Linked DNA regions of Homo sapiens: region 1 is linked to region 2. Evidence: chromatin contacts called from ENCODE Hi-C or POLR2A ChIA-PET data. All regions are on one chromosome and are shown on one strand. Each heading gives the region's core, a stretch centred on a gene start or an enhancer-like site at or near the end of the contact. The rest is flanking DNA. Distances are from core to core; before and after follow the strand shown.

The links. A loop is a pair of places that touch in the nucleus more often than their neighbours do. ChIA-PET counts read pairs that join two places held with the same protein, here RNA polymerase II (POLR2A). Pooled maps may share reads with other maps.
Region 1: a pooled map shows a loop between it and region 2 (7-fold over the local background). The contact joins the promoter of ACTN1 here to the promoter of RAD51B-AS1 in region 2. A Hi-C loop is called at or near these places in 5 of 50 pooled maps. POLR2A ChIA-PET finds 5 or more read pairs at or near these places in 3 of 52 experiments (BJ, GM12878 and PC-3).

The regions. Positions count from the first base shown.
Region 1 is chr14:68,977,151-68,982,627 of GRCh38, forward strand. ACTN1 (actinin alpha 1) reads right to left here and starts at 2,152. Exons shown (of 22, transcript NM_001130004.2): 1 at 1,802-2,152. The coding sequence starts at 1,906. It overlaps ACTN1-DT (ACTN1 divergent transcript), which reads left to right and starts at 2,532. Exons shown (of 4, transcript NR_073422.1): 1 at 2,532-2,634; 2 at 2,778-3,037. RefSeq lists enhancers at 1,020-2,019, 2,020-3,018 and a silencer at 2,160-2,209.
Region 2 is chr14:68,683,934-68,689,279 of GRCh38, forward strand. RAD51B-AS1 (RAD51B antisense RNA 1) reads right to left here and starts at 1,507. Exons shown (of 4, transcript XR_007064220.1): 1 at 1,438-1,507. RefSeq lists enhancers at 1-211, 1,795-1,844.

The DNA of each region.
Region 1 (5,477 bases), core at 902-3,401, 290 kb after region 2:
AACCCCCAGGGAAGACCCCAATCCACCACCCTAATCTCACTTCTAATTTAAAATCCATTCTCAAGAAGGCTTCACCCTGAAATTATTAAAGAGCCTTCTGCCTGGTGCCCCATAGGGATCTCCAAATTACTCACTCACTTTTCAGTTCCACCCACAGCACCCATGGTCCCAGGAAATAAGCCAAGTGAGTGGGGGACTGTCTGCAGCCCCCAGTCTTCAGCTCTTACTAGGAAGATGACAGGAAGAGGGGGAGTTTAAGCAACTGGCACATTACAAAGAAGTCAGTTCGAAGTCAGGGGACCTTCCCATGTCCGATGTAGATGACCGATGTCGCTGTATAGGGCCCAGCCCTGCATAGGCCTTGGGCACCGCGGCCCAGGTCATCCTGCTTTGAGGAAGCCCATTGTGTGTGTTTTAGATTACCTCTGCCTGTCTGATGAAGTGAGTAAAAGGGCTCCGTTTCAGGGCCTAGGATTCCTGAGTGAGCTAATACAGGATGCCTTTGGCTGAAAAAAAAAACTTCAGTCGGCTCTATAAACTACCCCCCTTTTAAGTTTAAAAAAGGGAATGAATGTTACCATTTTTGGACATGAGCGTTCTCCCTCAAGCCCAGCCCTAACCGCACTATCCAAAGGGACGCGCCATCCTGTCCCCCCCCCACCCAAAACCCCATTCCCAGATCAGCCTGGGGGTGGGGAGGGTATGAAACGGGGAGGGACCGGATGGAAGTGGGCAGCCGGGAGGAGGGGGAGGGAAAGGGGTATTCAGGGTACGTGGCCGCCTGGGGGCACAGGCTCACCGCGCAGGCAGGAAGCAGCGGTAGGGTTGAGGCGCCCTCCCCCCACCACCACGAGTGGTTTCTGACCTCTTCCTGCCACTGGCCACTGTGCCCGGGTCCCATCGCCAGCTCCGAGCCCAGCTCCCGTGGCGGGGCGCGCACCCGGCACACCGCGCCTGCCTGGGATGCAGCTCCGTGGCTAAGTAGGGATCCCCAGTGACTGGCCCCAAATATCCCCTAAGACTGACCCTCGTTCTGCAGCCCCTCAACTCGAACCGAGCTGCCCACCTTTCCCGGGGGTCGGAGGGGCAGGACGTAGCGCAAGCCCATGTCGGGGTTACAGCTTCCAACCCACTGAGTTAAGCAATAAAACGGTCTGCTGTCCTGACCCCGCCCCCACAGGGCCCGCGGGGGAGCCCGCGTACGCCCCCCAGTTTTCTCGTCCCCAGCCGCACTCCAGCTGGTCCTTCTCCAGGCAGATCCGGAGGCGGCCGCCGATCTCTCCGGCGCTCTCCCCTCCGCCTAAGGGGCAGCAGGGTCCCGGGAGGCCCGCCGCTCAGGTTGAACCCAGGGCGGCCCAGGAAGCGGCGCTGCCACCGCACGCCATATGGAGAGGTGGCCAGGGGCGGAAGAAAAGGGAAAATCGATCCGGAGCAAGCAGCCCCGAGCCGGGGTCTCAGCCCCAGCCTGAAGACCACCGCCCCCGAGCACAGCCCACGCGGGGATGGTTGCAACAGCCGCAGGGTGGCCTGGACCACGGACCCCCAAGGAGACCTGCCCGCCAGCGGCGCCACCTCCCCGCGCTCCGGCCCGGCGTTCCCGGGCTCCGGGGCAGGGGCGCTCCCGCTTCCGCCAGGCGCCTGTAACCCAACACCCCACCTCGCAACGGCCGCACCGCCCCCGCCCCCTCCCGTGCGCGCCCGGAACCGGTTCAGAGCCCGGAGCCGAGAGCCCGGCAGGCAGAGCGGGTCGGGGCTGGGGGCTGGGGGCTGGGGGCTGCAGCGGGCGGGGGCGGCTGCTAACCTTTCTCTGCTGCTTCTCCCAGGCCGGGTCCAGGAGCAGGTCCCGGTCCCAGTCCTCTTCTGGCTGCATGTAATCGTTGGTTTGCTGAGAATCATAATGGTCCATGATGGTGCGCGCGTGCTAGGGTCTGGATTTCTTCCTCCACCTTCTCTCTGAGCAACGGCTGCTGCCCTGGCGTGGGGAGGGAGTAGGGCTGGGCTGGGCTGGGCTGGCGGGGCCGGGCTCGCTCCCCTGCGCCCGGTTCCGCCGCGGCGCTGCTGGCGAAGGCTGCTACTGGCGGCGACAGCGGCGGCTGGGCTCGCGGACTGCCTGCCTCTGGGCGGGCGCTTGGACCTAATCTCCACGCACACTGAACTAGGCGGACACACTAGCGCTGCGGGAGCCGAGGCGGGCGGGGGCGGGGGGAAGGGGCAGAGCCCTCCCGAGGCTCTCCATTGGCCAGGCCGAGTTGCCCAAACTTCCCCCCATCGCCTCTCATTGGGAATTCCTGGCATCCGTCAGCCGGGCTGCGGCGCATATAGGTGGACTGGGCGGCCCCCTCCCGGCGCGCACACCCCCGCCCACTCCCGCGGTGCCCGTTCCCCCGCGGCTCATGTGACGCCAGCTTAAGCTGAACGGGACCGAAGCCGGGAGACGCCTCCCCGAGCTCGGGGACTGAGTGGCAGCGCGCTTGGGAACCCCAGGAGCCGCCGGGATTGGACCCGTTCCCCGCCACCGTTATTGCGCTCCCACGCGCGCTCCAAACCCCGGGGTGGGAGGGGGCTGGAGAAAGGACGCGAGGAAACCCGAAGAACATTCATTTTCTCTTTCCCAGGGAACCTGGGTCTGGGCAGGTCGGCACCCTAGGAAAGGGGGCGGAGTGGGGCAATGGAAAGGAATTTCTTGGGAATTTCACGACTCCACCGCCGCCCCCCCCGGCCCCGCCCCACCCCACCCCACCCTACAAGGCGCGACCCGGCTGATCCCTGCCCTGCAGGAACCCGGTTTCTCGCCAGCGAACTGCTCTCAGAGGCTACCGAGCGTTCCCGCCTCGCCGCAGGAACTCTTCTAGCTCGCCCTCGGGCTCTGGGGACCGCTCCACAGCGGGGCCTCCCGGAATTCCCTGCCGGTCTCCGCGGGCACACTTGGCTGGCTGCTGCGACCAAAACTACCTTCGCGTGGCAGGGTCCTCCCTCCTCCTCACAGACACCCCGACATCACCCTCAAAACTGGAAGGGACAACCCCGAGTGATCTAGGTAAATCTACTCCGTACCCCCCTCCCACATACACACGCCTGACAGATGGGGAAACTGAGGCTCAAAGAGCCGAGCGCGGAAAGAGCTTCTGGACTTCACAGGCCAATCCGGTAACCTTATGCCTGACAAACAAAACCTTATTGTCATTGGAGGAGGATGGAGGGCGGGAGTGACTAAATAGCTCTAACTTCTGCTTGCCACCTGCCAGGACTCCTTTCCCTGGGCTTAGTAAGAGGAGAGTCTAAACGCGCTAATGCCCGGGAAGGAGCAGGCCTCGCGTTCTGGCAGGCTCCTCTATGGGATCCCGGTTCCGAAGAACAGTAGCAAATAAACCTCTCCTAGGTTATGCACTGTCTTGTGAACAACAGATGTGCCAGTCTTCCACCCCAGCACCCAGCACATAGTAGAGCTTAATTTATGGATTTGAGGCTGGCCACGGTGGCGGTGGCTCACACCTGTAATCCCAGCACTTTGAGAGGCTGAGGCGGGCAGATCGCTTGAGCCCAGGAGTTGGAGACCAGCCTGGCCAACGTGGCAAAACCCCGTCCTTACTAAAAATACAAAAATCAGCCGGGCATGGTGGTACACGCCTGTAGTCCCAGCTACTTGGGAAGCTGAGGCGGGAGACTCCCTTGAGCCTGGGAGGTCGAGGTTGCAGTGAGGTGCATTTTCACCATTGCACTCCGGCCTGGGTGACAAAACAAGACTGTCTCAAAATATATACATACATATATGCATTTGGCCCTTTATATCCACAGGCTTCAGAACCCGCAGATACCCAGGCTGACTGTGAGGGACTTGAGCATCCTCAGATTTTGGTATCCATGGGGATGCTGAAACCAATACCCTGCCAATACTAAGGGAGGACTGTATTTGTAGGATGAATGGCTGCATCAACTGCAAAAATTTAAATTTAAATTTAAATTTAAAATGCAAATATGTCAATTCAGAAGTGAGTGAAGGAGTTAGAAGAAGAAGTTCACTGACAGGAAGGGCCCTGAATTATGGGCTGGATTTTGTCCTCTACCTTCTCTCCAGGCGATGGTGGATACCTGAAAGCCACCCATGGAAAAGGTGAAGAAAGTGCCCCCTGGTTCTCAGAAGAGCCACTGCTGCTGTTGTGAGCAGATATCGGATGGTGTCTCTGGCTGCATCATTCGTCAACCACACATATTCATATGAGTGTTACCCTCCAGCACTGTGCCTTCCAAAAGCCCCTGGCTGAGGAAGCACTGCTTCTGAGCCACAGAGACAGCTGATTTATGGACCATTTTATCACCGCTTCTAAACTGTGGCTCTAAACCTAACACAGAGGGTAATGGTAGTGCTGTATCCATTCATTCACCCAATAAATATTTGCTGAGCACCATCTGCATATCAGGGAATGTACTAGATGTATACAGAGATGAAAAAGCCATAGTCCCTGTCGCACACAGCCCAGCAGACAGACACAGAAACAAAAATATGATGTCATGAGTTAGACGCAAGGAGAGAGATCTGACAAGTGTACTGTTGGAACAGATGAGGGGCACTGAACCCCGTGGGAAAGGAGGCTCCAGGCTTAACTTTTTGGAGGAGGTGAAACTTAAGTGAACGTTAAAGAATGAGAGTCAGCCAGATAAAGAGTGTGGGAAGTTACTCCAGAAGGAAGGACCAGCACAAGCTAATGCACAAGGACAGGAAACTGCATGGTATACAAAGGAATGTCTAGCATCTCAACGTGGCTGGACTAGAAATCCAAGGCCGGGAGGGGCAAGAGACGGGGCTAGAGAGGTGCAAAGCAGCCAGACCATGAAGGCCTCATGTGCCAGGTGGAGTGTGGATCTAAGGGGAGCAAGGCTGGCTGGAAGCTTTGACACCAGTTGCAAAGCTGTTGCAATAATCCAGGTCGAAATGGAAAAGTGTGGATAGACCAGAAATACTTAGGGGATAAAACTGAAAGACCTAGGAGTCTGGAGAAAAGATAAGTGTTTTTGTTGAGAGATCCCATGCACTTTACCTATATTAAGTTCCTCCTATGAGGTGTTTCTCTGTCTTACAGAGAAAACAAACTGAGGCTCAGAGAGGTAGTAACTAGTCCAAAATGGCACCAGTACATGTGACTCCCAGACCTGTGCCTTTAACCCCAGTGGTTCTCAACTCTAGGATATTTTAACAGCTCCCCCTCACAAGGGATATTTGTTGATGTCTGGAGTCATTTTGGGTTATCACAGCTGGTGGGTTCCTACTGGCATCCAGTGGATGCAGGTTGGGAATGCTGCTAAACGTTCTACAATGGATAGGACAGCATCCCCACAACAAAGAATTATCCAGGCCAGGCATGATGGCTCATGCCTGTAATCCCAACACTTTGGGAAGCTGAGGCAGGTGGATCGCTTGAGGTCAGGGGTTCGAGACCAGCCTGGGCAAGGTGGCGAAAACCCGTCTTTACCAAAAATAC
Region 2 (5,346 bases), core at 257-2,756:
CTGACATTCTGACCCCCTCAAGGGTTGTCCATGGGGAACAGGCTTTCTGCACCCAATTGACCAAAAAATAACAGAAGCCTTCTCCTTAAGAAAGAGAGCAGGCCAGACACAGTGGCTCACGCCTATAATCCCAGTGCTTTGGGAGGCTGAGGTGGGAGAATTGCTTGAGCCCAGGAGTTCAAGACCAGCCTGGGCAACACAATGAGACCTCGTCTCTACAAAAAAACTTAAAAATTAGCCAGGCATGGTCTCAGCTACTCAGGAAGCTGAGGTGGGAGGATTGCTTGAGCCCAGGAGGCTGAGGCTGCAGTGAGCCGTGATCATGCCACTGCACTCCAACCTGGACAATAAAGCAAAAGATCCTGCCTCAAAAAAGAAGAAAGAGAACAGAGCCCTACAGAGAAGGAAGAAGGCAGGCACATTGTCACTTTTGCTCTCAAGCTCCCTGGATCTCTCCTAGAGGAGAGACCCCCAAACCTGCCTGCACTCCGCAGGAGCTGACTGGGGGAGGACCCTTTCCAGGGACACCTCCCTGGAGGTGCTCTAATATTTGGCTGCTTGGCCATTCTGGGCCAAGAAGACTCCTTCCCTAGCCCAGGACCATTAGTCTCCCTGATGATTGCTGCAGAAAGGCCCAATTTTCAGGGCCCTACCTAGCCCTTCAATACCTTTGAGCCACCCATCTTGTCTGAGCCAGAGTCCTAAAGCCAGTCCTGAGCTTCAAGACCCATGCTTGCCCTGGCCACTGCTTCCCCTGGGAGAGCTGCCTGGCTTCCTGCAGAGAGCTGGCCTGCAAGTTGGAAGGGCATATTCTCCTCCCGGCTCCCTGGCTAAATTGCTATAGAATTTCAGGTCACTCAAGTGAACTTTCTGTGACTATTTTTTCCTCCCTTCAAGATTTATCAACTATTAATTGGAGCCTCTAGATGCCTGCAATGTGGAGGTCCTGAGAATTCAATACAGAATAATACAAATGCAGTTCTTCCTGTGAAGCCTGGACAACCTTTCCCTTCCTTCCTTCCTTCTTTCCTTCCTTCCTTCCTTCCTTCCTTCCTTCCTTCCTTCTTTCTTGAGTTTCCTGATGCCAGCTCCTCAGATGGTGAGCCAGCGGTGGGAAGGTAGTGGTGGGGGTGATTATAAATACAATAAGAAATAAACCCACACACTGCAAAACTCCATGTTAATACTATTAATAGTATTTCCAAATTGCATACAGGTAGAAGACAGTTCCTTAGCAACATGATCGTAATGAGAATTCCACAAGGGCATCTGGAATTTACTCTGTCAGACATTCCAGCTTATCAGGAAATGAAAAGGACCAAGACTATCATATAATGTGCAAACTATGCTAATGCCTATCACTAGTGTATATCAGACCCCAGTTACAGGACTGACCCATGGGACTCCCCTTGTCTCAGCTTTAATCACATGAAGTACCTGAGGCCTGTTGTCCTCCTCGGGGCTCAATGCCTTCTTGCGGCCAGGTCCTTCGTATAATTCAAGAGTTGAAATCACTGTCAACACAGCCCTTTGACTAATGTTCCGGGGTGACAGGCCTGGCACGTGAACACATGAGTGATGCTATTATCCCCCAAATCACAGGTGAGTGAGGTCTCTGGAGATGTCCACCCCCACATGAATTTCCCTTTGTGGTAGCAGTAACATCTGAGTCACTAAGCATGGGGCCACAATTTAGGCTCACTCCCTCCCCTTCCTGTGCCCCAAAAGGGGGCTGAAGGCGGGTCCTCACAGCAGAAAAAGCTCCACTTCCTCCGAGCTCCAGACAGCACATCTCAGCTGTGTTGGGCCTTACAAGGCTGCGGTCAACAGGCACCCAGGTGATGAGGTCTTTCTCAGCCTGTTGTTCTCTTGTTAGCCCTTTGATGTTTCAAAGCTGACGAGGTCAGCATCTTCCAGGCTGCAGGAAACATGCCTGCCAGGTATACCTTTCAAGCAGCTGATTAATATGTCATGTGGTCTCTGGTCAGAGGAGAGTGTAAGGGCTGTTGAAATGACTCACCAGCTCAGCTCCCGTGTCTTTGGGAAACGCTACCCTGTCAGCAAGAGGCCTCCAGCTGAAAAGTAAAGACACAGATCTGAAAGGGTACAGTTCTAGCGTCCAACAAACTATTATACATCCTAAATGAAGTGAGAAATGGTAGGCTCTTCACCTGCCAGGGCCTGGCGGGGCCTGTGTCCCAGGACTGCTTAGGAATCCAAGCCTCGCACTGTTTATCCATTATACTGATGAGAAGCCTGTGAGACAGGGAGGCTTGCTGGGCCTCCAAAGTCCACTTGCTGGCTTGTTACTTGGCACCATCAGATCTACGCTAGGGATGGTGTAACTAGAGCCTTTGAGTGCATGAAAAGTCTGTGGCCTGACAAAGCACTTACTGACCAAGGAAAATCAACTTCAGGTGCAGCAGGAAAGGTCTGGTACCCAGAATGTCTGGGGTTTTGAGACACTGGAAAAGATTGCCTAATAATGTCATGGGCTCCCTTCCCTGGAAATAATCTGAAAATAGGATAAGTTCCCTCCAATCTTGGATGGGTCAACCTCGTCTTGAGGTAAGGAGACGGTTACATCAACCCATGGAGAGGGCCTGTCAGCAACTCTGAGTCTATTAGAGGGTATATTTTCAAACACAAAAAACTTTTTATCCTGGTAAAATATACCTAACGTAAAAGCTACCATTTTACCCATGTTTAAGTGTACAATTCAGTGGCATTAAGTACATTCACATCGTTGTATAAGCTTCCCCGTCATCTCTCTCCAGAACTTTTTCATCTTTCCAAACTGAAACTCTGTGCCCATTAAACACTGACTCCTCTTTCCCCTCCTCACAGCCCCTGGCAACTACCATTCTCCTTTTCATCTTTATGATTTTGACTACTCTAAGTACCTTGCATACGTGGAGTCACGCAGGGTTCTTGTGTGACGGGCTTGTTTCACTTAGCACAATGTCCTCAAGTTTCATCCATGTTGTAGCATGTGTCAAAATTTCATTCCTCTTGAAGGCTGAATACTATTCCATTGTGTGTGCATGTGCAGGTGCATGTGTGTGTGTGCGTGTGCAGGTGCATGCGTGCGTGTGTGTGTGTGTGTGTGCATGTAGCACGTTTTGTTCATCCATTCATCTGTGATGGACACTTGGTTGTTTCCGCCTTTTGGCTATTGTGGATAATGCTGCCGTGGACTTGGGGGTACAAATATCTGTCCCTCCTTTCAATACTATATCCAGAAGTGGAACTGCACAAAGAAAACTTTAAAGACAAAAGCATTGTGCCCCCAGAAGAAGGCATGTCGATGTCCTCACATCATGATTTCATATGGAGAAGAAACACCTAAAAAAAGTTGGGCGGGAGGCCGAGATGGGTGGATCACAAGGTCAGGAGATCGAGACCATCCCGGCTAACGCAGTGAAACCCCGTCTCTATTAAAAATACAAAAAAATTAGCCGGGCGTGGTGGCGGGCGCCTGTAGTCCCAGCTACTCGGGAGGCTGAGGCAGGAGAATGGCGTGAACCTGGGAGGCGGAGCTTGCAGTGAGCCGAGATCTCGCCACTGCACTCCAGCCTGGGCGACAGAGCGAGACTCCATCTCAACAACAACAAAAAAGAACGTTGGGCTACAGTAAGACTTGGTAAGAGGGACCAAGGAAGCATGGAAGAAGGAGCTGGTTGGTTCCCAGAGCAACCAGAGAAGGCTTCACAGAGATGAAATTGGAGCTGGATTCTGATGGGTAAGTAGGAGTTTGCCTGGTAGAAAAAAAAATAGAGAAGGGCAGGAAAAGAAACAGCCCTTTTCAAAAAAGAGGAGACCAAACATTGCATGCACATATCCTTTGACTCGGCAATTGCACTGGCAGGAATTCTGCTGTTATCCTCACACACATACGGCTCCAGGCATATGTCTAAGGATCCTCATAGCAGCAATGTCTGCAAGACTTAGTCACTGGGAGTGGCCTGTGGTCCCTCACTAGGACACTGCTGAAATAAACTATGGTACAGCCATACCGTGAATTCCCACACAACCATTAAAAAGAATGAAGGAGGGCCAGGTGCGGTGGCTCATGCCTGTAATCCCAGCACTCTGGGAGGCCGAGCGGGTGAATCACCTGAGGTCAGGCGTTTGAGACGAGCCTGGCCAACATGATGAAACCCCGTTTTTACTAAAAATACAAAAAATTAGCCGGGTATGGTGGCAGGCGCCTGTAGTCCCAGCTACTGGGGAGGCTGAGGCAGGAGAATCACTTGAACCCTGGAGACGGAGGTTGCCATGAGCAGAGAGAGCGCCATTGACCTCCAGCCTGGGTGACAAGAGTGAGACTCTGTCTCAAGAAAAAAAAAAAAAAAAAGCAAAGAATAGAGGCGATCTCCATGTGCTGATATGACAAGAATTCCAGACTTATTTTTAATTAAAAAAAGAAGATGTCACTGTATGCCCAAGTTATTTCCCTGGAAGGAAAGAACACACAAGAAACTCTTAATAGTCATTACCTTTGACAGGAGCAACTGTAACTTGAGGGGAGAGAAATTAAATTTTCGTGTTATGCTTTCTAATGTGTATGTATTGCGTTTAAAAACAAAGTTAACAAAGCTGCCAGGTTGATGAGATTACGGTCCACTTTTACATTCTTTGTGCTTTTTCTAATTTAAAATATTTTTTTAAAGAAAAGCAGCTATTTTTCTGGAATTGTTTAGTCCCAATGGCTCCTAAAGGCAGAGAGATGAGATGTTTACAGGGCCATCCTTTCGGAGTTTCTCTTACAGCTTCGCAAGGATTCCTTTCAAGACAGAATGGTATCCTCATCTCCTCGAGAGAAAAGTTTTGGGGCCAAACAAGAATTCGGCCAAAAGCTCGGGGCCAGGCATGTGTGGTGCCAGGGCAGTGCGGGGGTTCCCACAATGTCTGTCCAACTGTCCTGGGGACAGGACCCCTCTTCTGCACTTTTCTGTACCCCTCGTGGGGACTACGTCTCTGGGACAAAAACCCAGCTACACAGGGTTAACCCCTGCGTTTTGCTTCGCTGAGCATGGCTGAGGAGGAGGGGGTGCGGTGAGAGCAGAGGGGGCTCCATCCCGCCCCAGCTCCAGGCAGCATTAATAAAATGCAGGTGTTTTGTGTATGTATAGCTGCTTGAGGGAGGAGGGAGAAAGAGCCTTGACTGCAGCAGCGCATAGAAACAAGAGCCGAGTGCAGTAGAGGAAAATGTGCCTGCAAGTAATGAGAAAGCATTTTGCAAAGACAGCCTTGGCTTTAGGGTTGAGAAGAATGCAGCAGTTTCTGGCACAGGCCTACCCTGTAGCTCCCCCTGGGTGTGTGTGTATGTGTGCGTGTGTGTGT